Regions from separate parts of the Mus musculus genome. Here region 2 is linked to region 1. The links are chromatin loops, found by intact Hi-C in ENCODE. Cell type or tissue: left cerebral cortex. All regions are shown on one strand. Links, peaks and the distances in the headings refer to the core of each region. The heading gives the core; the rest is flanking DNA.

What was found. Hi-C counts contacts between places; a loop is a spot of excess contacts. Peaks named below come from ENCODE experiments on the same cell type or tissue, not always from the same donor. Only the 100,000 strongest peaks of a DNase experiment are listed, where the experiment ranks them.
Region 2: it touches region 1 in a loop (4-fold over the local background); 13 of 42 quality-filtered maps call a loop at or near these places.

What each region holds. Positions count from the first base shown.
Region 1 is chr4:116,157,001-116,162,371 of GRCm38, forward strand. It overlaps Pomgnt1 (protein O-linked mannose beta 1,2-N-acetylglucosaminyltransferase), which reads left to right. Exons shown (of 22, transcript NM_026651.2): 18 at 893-957; 19 at 1,152-1,196; 20 at 1,423-1,558; 21 at 1,983-2,092; 22 at 2,180-2,844. The coding sequence ends at 2,267. It overlaps Tspan1 (tetraspanin 1), which reads right to left. Exons shown (of 8, transcript NM_133681.4): 8 at 4,881-5,371. Among named protein-coding and RNA genes, the nearest start is that of Tspan1, 7.9 kb to the right of the region's middle. In left cerebral cortex, for the core only: a CTCF peak has its summit at 2,987 (motif pointing right); DNase peaks (open chromatin) are centred at 3,063, 3,214 and 4,022; H3K27ac peaks cover 2,970 bases.
Region 2 is chr4:116,218,044-116,223,351 of GRCm38, forward strand. Pik3r3 (phosphoinositide-3-kinase regulatory subunit 3) reads left to right here and starts at 3,565. Exons shown (of 10, transcript NM_181585.6): 1 at 3,565-4,370. The coding sequence starts at 4,265. In left cerebral cortex, for the core only: no CTCF peak of the experiment used is centred there; DNase peaks (open chromatin) are centred at 3,174, 3,576, 4,352 and 4,834; H3K4me3 peaks cover 2,985 bases; H3K27ac peaks cover 2,794 bases.

The DNA of each region.
Region 1 (5,371 bases), core at 58-5,057:
ACATATGAGTGTTTTGCTTGCATGTGTATACATGTATCGTGTTTGTGTCTGATGGCTAAGGAATCTAGGAGAGGACACTGAGTCTCCTGTAACTGGAGTTACAGATGGTTGTCAACCACCATCTGGGTGCTGAGAACCGAACTCGGGGCCTCTATAACAGCATCAAGCTAGACGGTGGTGGTACAAGCCTTTAATCCAATATTTGGGAGGCAGAGGCAGGTGGGTCTCTGTGAGTTTGAAACCAGCCTGGTCTACAGAGTGAGTACCAGGACAGTTGGGGCTACACAGGGAAACCCTGTCTCAAAAAAAACAAAAAGAAACAAAAAAGTGCATTTGAAACAGTACAGCTGAAAGGGATATATTTAATTTAGAACCTCCTAAAAGCAAGAGAAGCTAATAAAATCCTTATTTACCAATATTTACCATATTTCTTATCTACTAAGGAAGGACAAGTGCTTCCTCGCGCCATTCATGGAACCTGAATCAGCAGTTTCCTTCCTTCTAACCCATCTTTGCAATTGGCTACATCCAACGGACCGGTGTCTCTTTCTCAGTCTTCCCTTCCTCCCCCTCTGATACACACACCCCTACCCCTTGTGTTTTCAGGTCTCTTGTAGCTCAGCCTGAGACTGGTCTTGAAATTCTAATCCTCCTGCCTCCATCTCTCTTTACTTCTAAGTCTCTGTAGCAAATCTGGGGAAAGCCAGTGGGAACAGGACTAGTTTACGGGTCAGTAGCTTGAGCCAAGGGACCAGACCAAATTAAAGGTAGTAAGAGCTTGCCAAAGACAGCAACTCGGAGGGCCCTGGGTCTTGTAGATCTTCAGTAGGTCAGTGAGCAAGTGTGGGCCACACCAAGAAGTCCTGGCCTTCTGTCCTCATTCCTGTTTCAGGAGGCCTACTTCAAGAAGCACAAGTTCAACACAGTTCCAGGTGTCCAGCTCAGGAATGTAGACAGGTAGAGACTGGCAGCAGGCTAAGGGGGTGGGTATCTAAGGCTTGATGGCCAGTGCTTGCTAGTCCTTTCCTGTCTGGGGCCTTGGGAATTTACCTCAGCCCTGCTGTACCTTTTCCCCGTGTGACCCTTTGCCCTGCTCATTCCTTTCCATGGACCTGAGGGACTCTCCTGATATGTTTCTCCCTCCCCTTCAGTCTGAAGAAAGAAGCTTATGAAGTGGAAATTCACAGACTGCTCAGGTATGCCCTAGGGCAATTGGGATGCCTGGCAGGGAGTAAGGAATCTAGCTTCCTTGGTGACACCGTTAATGGGCACTATAGAAAATAAAAACCAGTGTGCTCTGGTACAGACATTAAGAACTGAAAGAAGGTAGCAGCGGAGCATTAACTCAAGTTCAGGGCCCTGTGTGTCCCATCTAGGAAGTAGGCCCTGTTTCGGCCTTAACTTTTTTTTACCCCAATGCAGTGAGGCCGAGGTTTTGGACCACAGCAAGGACCCTTGTGAAGACTCCTTCCTGCCAGACACGGAGGGCCACACCTATGTGGCGTTTATCCGAATGGAGACAGATGATGACTTCGCCACCTGGACTCAGCTTGCCAAGGTGCCTCAGGCTGCACCTCCCTCAGTAGCGCCCGCATCAACATGCGCTGCCCCTGCTATGCTAGCAAGAGTCTTTGTTAGAGAGCTTTCAACCTCAGAACCTTCTCCTACACTCTTACTTCTCTCATCTCACTTCCTGGCCAGGTATAGTGCGGGCCTTTCATGCAGCACTCGGGAGGCAGAGGCAGGCAGATCTCTGATTCAAGGGCCAGCCTTGGTCTACAGAGTGAGTTCCAGAATAGCCTATGATTACACAGAAAAACCCTGTCTCAAAAAAACAAAGAAGAGAACCTCTCTTTTAAGCCCTTGCTCAAATCCGTACTCCAGATAATGCTTCCTCTTGAAGGGTGAGGCTCCGCAAGGCCTTCAGAGAATCATCTCCACGGCTTCTTGACCATCTCTTTCTCCTACTCTATCCCTGCTAGTGCCTCCATATTTGGGACCTGGATGTTCGTGGCAACCACCGGGGCCTGTGGAGATTATTTCGGAAGAAGAACCACTTTTTGGTGGTGGGGGTCCCAGCCTCCCCTTACTCGTGAGTCACCCCGTTCTGCCCTAGGAAATGGCCTTCTGGGTCTGAAGCATGTCCTCTCCTCTGTACCGTTCATCTGTTATGTTTCAGAGTGAAGAAGCCACCATCAGTCACCCCTATTTTCCTGGAGCCACCCCCAAAGGAAGAAGGAGCCCCAGGGGCTGCTGAACAAACGTGAAGCCTCCTCCAGGACTCTGCAGGGCTGGGTACTGTGTACCCCCAGACAGGCTAGCCCGTTGCCCTACCCTGTAGGATTTAGTAGATGCTGGTAGGGGTAGGGCTGGTTTGTTTTTAACATGGAATTTAATTACTAACTCCAAGGGGAAGGATCCCCTGCCCCAACACCCCTATTCCTGAGTTTAAGGTCTATTTATTTACTTCCTTGTCAAAGAAGAGCAGGAGAGTTCCCAGGACCTCTTTGGGATCCCTGGGTAGCTGATCCACTCTTTTCATACCCTGTCCTCCCAGGCCTGGCTCAGAACCTATTTATTGACTGTCCTGGGGGCCTTGGGAATAGGCCCAACCCGGGGCCTTTATTCCTCTCTGGACCAGGATGCTGCCCTGAGGGTGGGACTGGCTCATACTCAGGAAAACTGTTGTGCCCAACTGATGGACAGGCCCATATGGGGTCCATGTGCTGACAGACTCACACAGAGACCTTTAGACACTGGACCAGGTCTCCTCTTAGCCTTCTCTTTGTCCAGATTTCCAAAACTGGATAAAGATGGTCATTGATTAAAAAAGAAGAAAACCTCTGGGGGTGTATTTTGTAATAGTTTTGTGGGGAGTATGGCGTGGTGGTGAGGGAGAAACCATTACTGGATAAATGGTGAGGTGTTTGGGGTTTTTGGTTTTTTGTTTTATCTGCCATAGTTTATCTTCTGTGTGAAGCCATTTGGCCACCAGGGGATGCCCAAGTCTCAAGCTTCAAGTCTTTTGTTTCAGAAGGGTTCCACCCTGGTACCAGCTGACTTATATGCCTTGCCTACTTGGCAGCCATCTCACACCCCTTCCTCGCTATTCTACCACCCTGCTAGTTCCATCCTTTGTGTCTGAGCCCAGCACCTGTCCCCAGAAACGGAGTAGGTAAGAGAAACCAAAAAGGACAGATGGGGGTGGTTGAGGCAATGCTCTGGACGTAACCATAGTGGAGACAGGAAGTGACTGGATCAGAAACAGTGGCAGCCACAGCAGTGTGGGAGATGATTTTGAGAGAAGATACTGGGCAGGCAGATACAGGAGCAAGGCTTTCTGTGGCCTGAATTGGTTGTGTGCAGAATTCCATATAGGGATGTTTTTTCTGCATAAAAGGTCCATGGTTTTCATCAGAGGCTAGTAACTCAAAGGAGCCTAGGAAAGTCTGAGTTAATCACCAAAAACCAGACAATATAGTCGTTTGGGAGTCAGATAGCCCAAGGCAGGGGAATATGACCTTTAAGGCTCTGAAGATTAAGATCAGGACCTGAGTAGATCAGACTGTAAGAAAGGGTATAACTCTTGCCAAGGACGGGAACTTACTGGAATTCCTGCCCTTTACCTTTGCTGTCCTGGTGCCCCTTACTGGTGCCTAGAGCTCAGCAGTAGTATCGTGCAATATGGCTTTGACATTGGTCACCACCCTGACCCCCTTCAGTGTTCAGTAGAGCTAGTGTTTCAGGTGGCAAAGTAGGCACAGGAGAAGCAATTAGACCGTGATGAAGTGGCAGCCCTCCCTGGACAAACAAATCCCCTTCCTCCTCCTGCTTCCACACAGGCACTTGTGGGAGGAATAGAGTTTGTGTGGGAGATGCAGTTTGCTGGCAAAGGGTGAAGGCCAACTAGTTCTCTATCTAGAATCCTAGTAGATTCTTGGTCAGGCTTCACAGAAGCTGTGTGGCTCTGGCCAAGTCTGTTCTTTTTTGGGCCCAACAAGTGGGTGGGTGATAGCTGTGGGCTGCTCTGGAAAAGCCCATAGAGACAGATGGGGGGCGGGACTGTCAAAGGGAAGGGAGGAGGGAAGATAGTCAAATCGGCTTTGCCTGGTGGCAGCCACTGTCCTGCAGCAACAGCATTTCCCTTGATGCTGCCACTTGAAGTTCAGAGGCATTCAATTTTTGTTTTTTGGGGGGGCTTTTTTTCTGAGACGGGGTTTCCCTGAGTGGACTTGGCTATCTTGGACCTCACTATGTAGACCGGGCTAGCCTCAGACTCAGAGATCAGCCTGCTCCTGCCTCCCAGGTGCTGCGGTTAAAGACATGTGCCACCAAAGTATTGCATTTTTTAAAAAAGACATTTAGATTTTTTTTCAGAGACATTCAGTTCAGTTTCTTCAGGTTGGACTGTTACTGTGTCAAGCAAGGTCCACCCAGTTACAGGAGCCCATCTGGCAGCTAAGGACTGGGTAAAGACTAGGAATGTATTATAGTGGTGTGTTTGCCTAGCACACATGAAGTCGGGTGTGATCCACAATACCTCCTAAAACCAGGCATGGTGATGGATACATATCTCTAAACCCAGCACTTAGGAGACCGAGGCAGGAATTCAGTGTCATTCTCAGCTACATAGAAAGTTCAAAGCTGTGCCGGGCGTGGTGGCGCATGCCTTTAATCCCAGCACTTGGGAGGCAGAGGCAGGCGGATTTCTGAGTTCGAGGCCAGCCTGGTCTACAGAGTGAGTTCCAGGACAGCCAGGACTACACAGAGAAACTCTATCTTGAAAAACCAAAAGAAAAAAAAAAGAAAGTTCAAAGCCAGCCTGGGCTGTATGAGACCCCTCCATCTAAGCAAAAACAACAAAGAAGTGAGATCTTGGCCAGGTGTAATGGTGCACAGCTTTAATCCCAGCATTCAGGAGGTAGAGGACCCCTTTTTCAGAAACAAAGGAAAAAGAATGCTTGGGTGAAAGAGCCAGTGCCAACGGTGGCCATAGTGCTATAATTATGCTCTCAGCCCCTGCATTAACTGTGCCACCAAGATCAAGCAGGCCACACTCTTCAGCTGCCCAGTTCCTGATGAAGATGATGGAAACATACCCGATGTGTCCATCTGCCCTTAGGGCACAAGTCTGGAATTGCTGAAGAACTTGTGTCCCCCTTTGCTGCCCCCCAATAAAATATATACACCCCCCAAAGTATACAGATCTTTAGAGCAATGGATAGGCCAAGAATAAATGATTTTGAGATTCCCCAAAGTAGGGCATATAGCTTAGACGTACTTATCTAAGTTCCTGGAGGGCTCCAACTAGTGACTCCACCCACACAGCCCTGACTTGGCACAAGCTTGTTATTTTCATAGCTTTCCAGTC
Region 2 (5,308 bases), core at 309-5,308, 61 kb after region 1:
TCTGTATAGCCCTGGCTGTCCTGGAACTCACTTTGTAGACCAGGCTGGCCTCAAACTCAGAAATCTGCCTGCCTCTGCCTCCCAAGTGCTGGGACTGATTCTGTTTCTTAACTGAAAGAAAAGCCAACATCCTGTGATAGGCACTTCCCACCATGGTAGGACGCTGACTGAAGCCCATCTTAAAGGGAATGTTTTCTTTCTGGACATCATCATAGCTTCTTGTGCCACTCATCCCTTGGAAATCTCCTATGTAAAGGTCTATTTAAATTGGAGATTTGGATCATTCACTTTTTGGTGGTAAGATTGAATTATTGCAGTCTTAGGGTTACTATTGCTGTGATGAACCATCAGTATCAAAAGCAACTTGTGGAGGAAAGGGTTTCTTTTCCTCACAGTTCCTTAGAACGGTTCATCATCAAAAGCAGTGAGGGGAAGAATTCAAGCAGGATAGGAACCTGTAGGCAAGGACTGAAGCAGAAGCCATGGAGACGTGCTGATTATTGGCTTGCTCCCCCTGGCTTGCTTAGCCTGCTCTCTTATAGAACCAGGATCACCAATCCAGAGATGGCATCACCAACAATGGGCCGGGCCCTTTTACATCCACCACAAATGAATAGGATTCCCTACAGGCTTGCCTACAGGCCTATCTTATGAAAATGTTTGTGGTTGTTATTGTTTTGTTTTGTTTTTCTGAGCTAATGTTTCTCCGTGTGGTTCTAGCTGTCCTGGAACTCACTTTGTATACACCAGGCTGCCCTCCAACTCAGAGATCTACCTGCCTCTGCCTCTTGAGTACTGGGATTAAAGGTATGACCACCACTGGGGTGGCTTAAAGACATTTTTTTTTTAATTGAAGTTCCTTTCTCTATCCAGCACAATTGCTTGAATGCCGTGGATCAACCTTGATCATTAGACTTCTGCTGTGTTACCTTTTCACCCTGTCCTGATAAACCCTAGATATTGGTAAGGCCTGGGTGACTACTCTGTGTATCAGAAAGGGAAACCCATCACTAACTGGTCAAGCTCGGTCCAGGCAAAAGTTGCTGTGGAAACATGAAAAGCCATTATTATCTTTTCCACACTTTTGTCTCTTTAGTCTCATTTTCTTTGGGAATGCACAGGGAGGGACACCTGTGTATACCAACTTGCCCTTGACTGACTGCTCAGCCTTTTGAGTTATCTAATGTGAATACTTTTGGCACTCAGATATGGTGAAGTACAGACTGCTGGGAAGCCAGCCACAAATTAGAGTTGTTCTTCTAACATCTTCTACCTGAAGGAGCAGTTCAGGAGATTAAAATTAATGAGCCCTGCCCCAGAGCTGCTTAGCTTTTGAAATACATTTCAACTGAAGAGACAAAAGAAAGCATCTCCAGGATTCTAAAAGAATTCTAGTGTGCTTCTCTAATTTGTTTCCTTAGTGCTTTACCCTCTCTGTATTTTCTGAATTCTTGTCCTTTTACTTTGTATCCAGTTTGTACACATTTTGATTTTGACTGTTTCCTGGGCCTGTTTCAACTCAGTACACCCACATACACACACACACACACACACACACACACACACACACACACACACACACACACCCTCCCCCCCCCCCCCTTTTTTGTTTTTTTCCAGATAGGATTTCCTTGTGTAGACCTGGCTACCTTGGAACTAACTCTGTAGACTAGGCTGGCCTCAGACTTAGTTTTTGAACTCAAGAGATCTGCTTGCCTCTCTCTCTAGAGTGCTGGGTCTAAAGGAATGAGCCACCGTGACTGGCTTAACTCAGAGCACTTTTAAGAAAAGGTAGAACCCAGCTGGGCAGTGGTGGCGCATGTCTTTAATCCCAACACTTGGGAGATAGAGACAGGCGGATTTCTGAGTTTGAGGCCAGCCTGGTCTACAGGGTGAGTTCCAGGATAGCCAGGGCTACACAGAGAAATCCTGTTTCAACAAAACAAAGCAAAACAAAAACCAAACAAAAACAAACAAACAAAAAAACAAAACAAGAAAGGCAGAACCCTTTAGGAGGTAGAGGATTAAAAGTGGAGACCCTTCTAGAGGCCAGTCAATACACAGAGCTACTGAGGATAGGTTTTGCTCAAGCTTAAATCAGGTTGTCAACTCAAACACAATGGGCTTTGTTACTCCAGTGTAAAGAGGAAACAGCCGTTTTGGCCTCCTCAGACTGTATTGTATGGCAGGATGGCAATTCTAGGCACAGGTTAGCTATTCAGGGTTCCCCAGCAAGTTAATTAGCTGTTTCTGAAATGCATGAAAATGTTCAGCATTTTTTCTGAAGCAAGTCTCAGAACTTTAAGCTTGGAAGGAGGGACCTGTGTGTTAGGAAGTGGGAAACAGAAAAGCGCCTTTTTGGTAGGGGAATGCAACACCTGTGACTTACCACAGAAAACACACAGACACTGTAATTTAAAAAATCTATTTAATTCTTATTTCTTTATTTTCTGATTTGAGTACTAGAACTGGAGGGCTCGATGAGATGCCTCACTCTTTGCTTGAGCGTAACTATGGGTTCTAAAGTCCTTCAGTGTGAAGCGGAGTAGCGGGGGGGGGGGGGGATGACTCCCCAAGGAACATTCAAGGTTCAGGTACCCTCAGGGAGTGTGTGTGTGGGGGGGGTGGGGTGGGGGACGATGGGGATCTTGTCTGGACAGAGAGTCCTGCAAGTGGGCTTGGCGACCTTTGCTGTATCTGATGATTTAACACCGGGGTAGGGGAGGGCGAACGCAGCAAGGTGAAGAGGTTTGTGAGGAGGAACTCTGCCCAGAGACTTCCAATGGAGCAGAAGAGTGTGCGCCCCGCCAAGTGACAGCACGCCCCGCTGCCGCCGCTCCCCTCCCCCCGCAGCTAGTCTCCAGGCAGAAGAGTCTCGCGCCAGCCCGTTCTCCCCCTCGTCACTCGTCCGGGAGGACCGAGCCACAGCGGGAAGCCCCGCCAGTCTCCGGGCAGCTTGAGCCCCCGAGCGCTCGCCCAGCCTGTCAGTAACCGCCGTTTGCGCCTTCTTTCTTTCTCCACACCCCCTCTTCTTCCTCCTCTTTTCTTTTCCCCTCTGCCTTTGTCCCGCTTAGTAACTGAGGTCCGACCAATCGCCGCCTTACCGGCCGGCGCCGGCTATCTCCTGATTGGCTCGCTTGGGGCGCGCAGCCGTCTCCGCTCCTCAGCTGGAGCAGGGCAGACAAAAGACGCAGGCTCGGGCTCCGGCAACCGGGCTCAGCCAATCACCATCCGCCCCCCACTCTTGGAGGAGCTCGCGTGCGCCCGGCTCCGACTCCTGGCGAGCGGCCAGCGCCCGGACTGTACCATTCTGAGCGAGGCTAGGGGGTAATGGCAAAGTCTGATTAAAGTGTCGAGTCTCGCAGGCTGACGGGGAGAGTTAAAAGTCGAAGCGGAGGGTGGTGGCAGTCTTCATTTCTTAGGCACTTGACAATCTTTGCAGTTAAGGTGCAAAGGAGTGGAAAGGACAGTCGAGCTACCGGCTCTTCCTCCTGTCCTGCCCGGTTGGTTGGCGCCTCAGCGGGGGTGGCAAGGGGGGAGGGCGGGGGAGGAGGTCCCCTCAGCGCAGTTAAAATGAAACTCTAGTGGTTGGAGCCAGGGCAGAGCGTGAGGGGAGCCGGCGCTGTCGTGGTTACCTTTACTACTCGGGCACAGTCGAGCTGACTGGACTCTCCAAGGGGTCGCCATCCCGAAGCTGCGGAAGCTTGGGTTCCCAGCCTGACGCGAATAGAGCCCGAGTCCCAATCCCAGAGGGAATCGCTCTCCGCAGACCAGTGGGACCCCGAAACTTGAACGCAAACCCCCTTTTCAAGCCTTTGTCACTTCCCCAGCTTTCTCCCAACGCGTTCTTTTTTCCCCCTTCCTCTCCATTCTCTCTTCTCCGAAGGACACAAAAGTGGCTTCCGCTGAAAGATTAGGAGGCGGTGGGAGCTTTTCCCTTTGGAGAGCGATTGTGTAGGAAGGATTTTCGGGAAGCTGCTTTTTAACACCACTGCTCTTTGCTTTCCGAGCTTCCCTGTAACCCTCTGAGGTAAAAACCCCGTAGCTTGAAAGTTCGGGGTATTTTGTTGGGTGCTTTAGGAGGAGAGAAGAGGAGGACCTTGTCCTCATCCTAGTAGTTTGGCTGGACTTGTACTGGCCGTTGGAAACCCCCAAGTACATTTCCGTGTGGAACTTTTGCAAATATATATTTAGATTTTAAATATCAGATAAAAGATATATATGCTTTTTATATATTTCCCGACGACCTGCCCCTGACAGCGCGATGTACAATACGGTGTGGAGTATGGACCGCGATGACGCAGACTGGAGGGAGGTGATGATGCCCTATTCGACAGAACTGATATTTTATATTGAAATGGATCCTCCAGGTATTTGAGAGCAAACTTGTTATTTTTATTATTTTTTAAAATTTTTGGATGGGTCTGATTTGTGCTTAACAAAACCCCGGTGACGTTTTCAGGCCAGAAGTATTCTTGGGTGCGCCAGGTTCGGGATGAGGGGTAGATTGCAGTTATAGCTGCAGTAAAACTGCTCTGGCTTACACCTTTAAAGTTTGCAGTTAGGACCCTGATCCCATTGTCCTGAGGGGGTGGGGGCGGGGGGACTGGAGTGGGAGGAAAGACCCGTTTTGGTTTGGCCTTTGCATGTCATTCAGGGTTTTGACGGCCCTCCACTTTTTTTTTTTTTTTTAATCAAGATTTCTGCTGGCAAGGGATGTATTATAATCCATGCTTGAAGAATTTCCCTTTGTGGCGATTCCTTAAAGCTTATACTTTAGTGCAGTTATCTGCTATGGTTCGTTGTTATTTTACCTTGGTTAACTTTAGAAACTGAGTTGCCTTTGTGATTATTCATTTTGAGACTCCGTGCTTCTCTCATAGAAACCAAATGCCGGTTAGTGATTTTCAGGGATTGTGCGTTCTTATTCATTCATGGCCTTAGTCTGAGGCTTTTTTTCTCCTATGCATATAGTTTCTTAGGTCTGCATGTAGTATTTTACTACTCGTTAATTAATTTATGGTGATTTAACTTAATTTGGGGGGTAGAATTGATATAATTTCGACTCTTAAAAATAAAGAATCTTTCTCTTTCCCGTGAATGGGATATATACATATCTGTGATAGGTTTCTATATATGTACATGTGAATTGTACATATAAATATATTTTTATTTGAGGACTTTGAGGCCACTAGAGTTATTTTGTGTTTCTCACAGTGAAGGAGAAAACAAAACAAAACAAAGTTTTTTTGTTCTTTAAAGTGTGCCTCATTTTATGGTTATTATAGCTGTCAGATATTCAAACCCT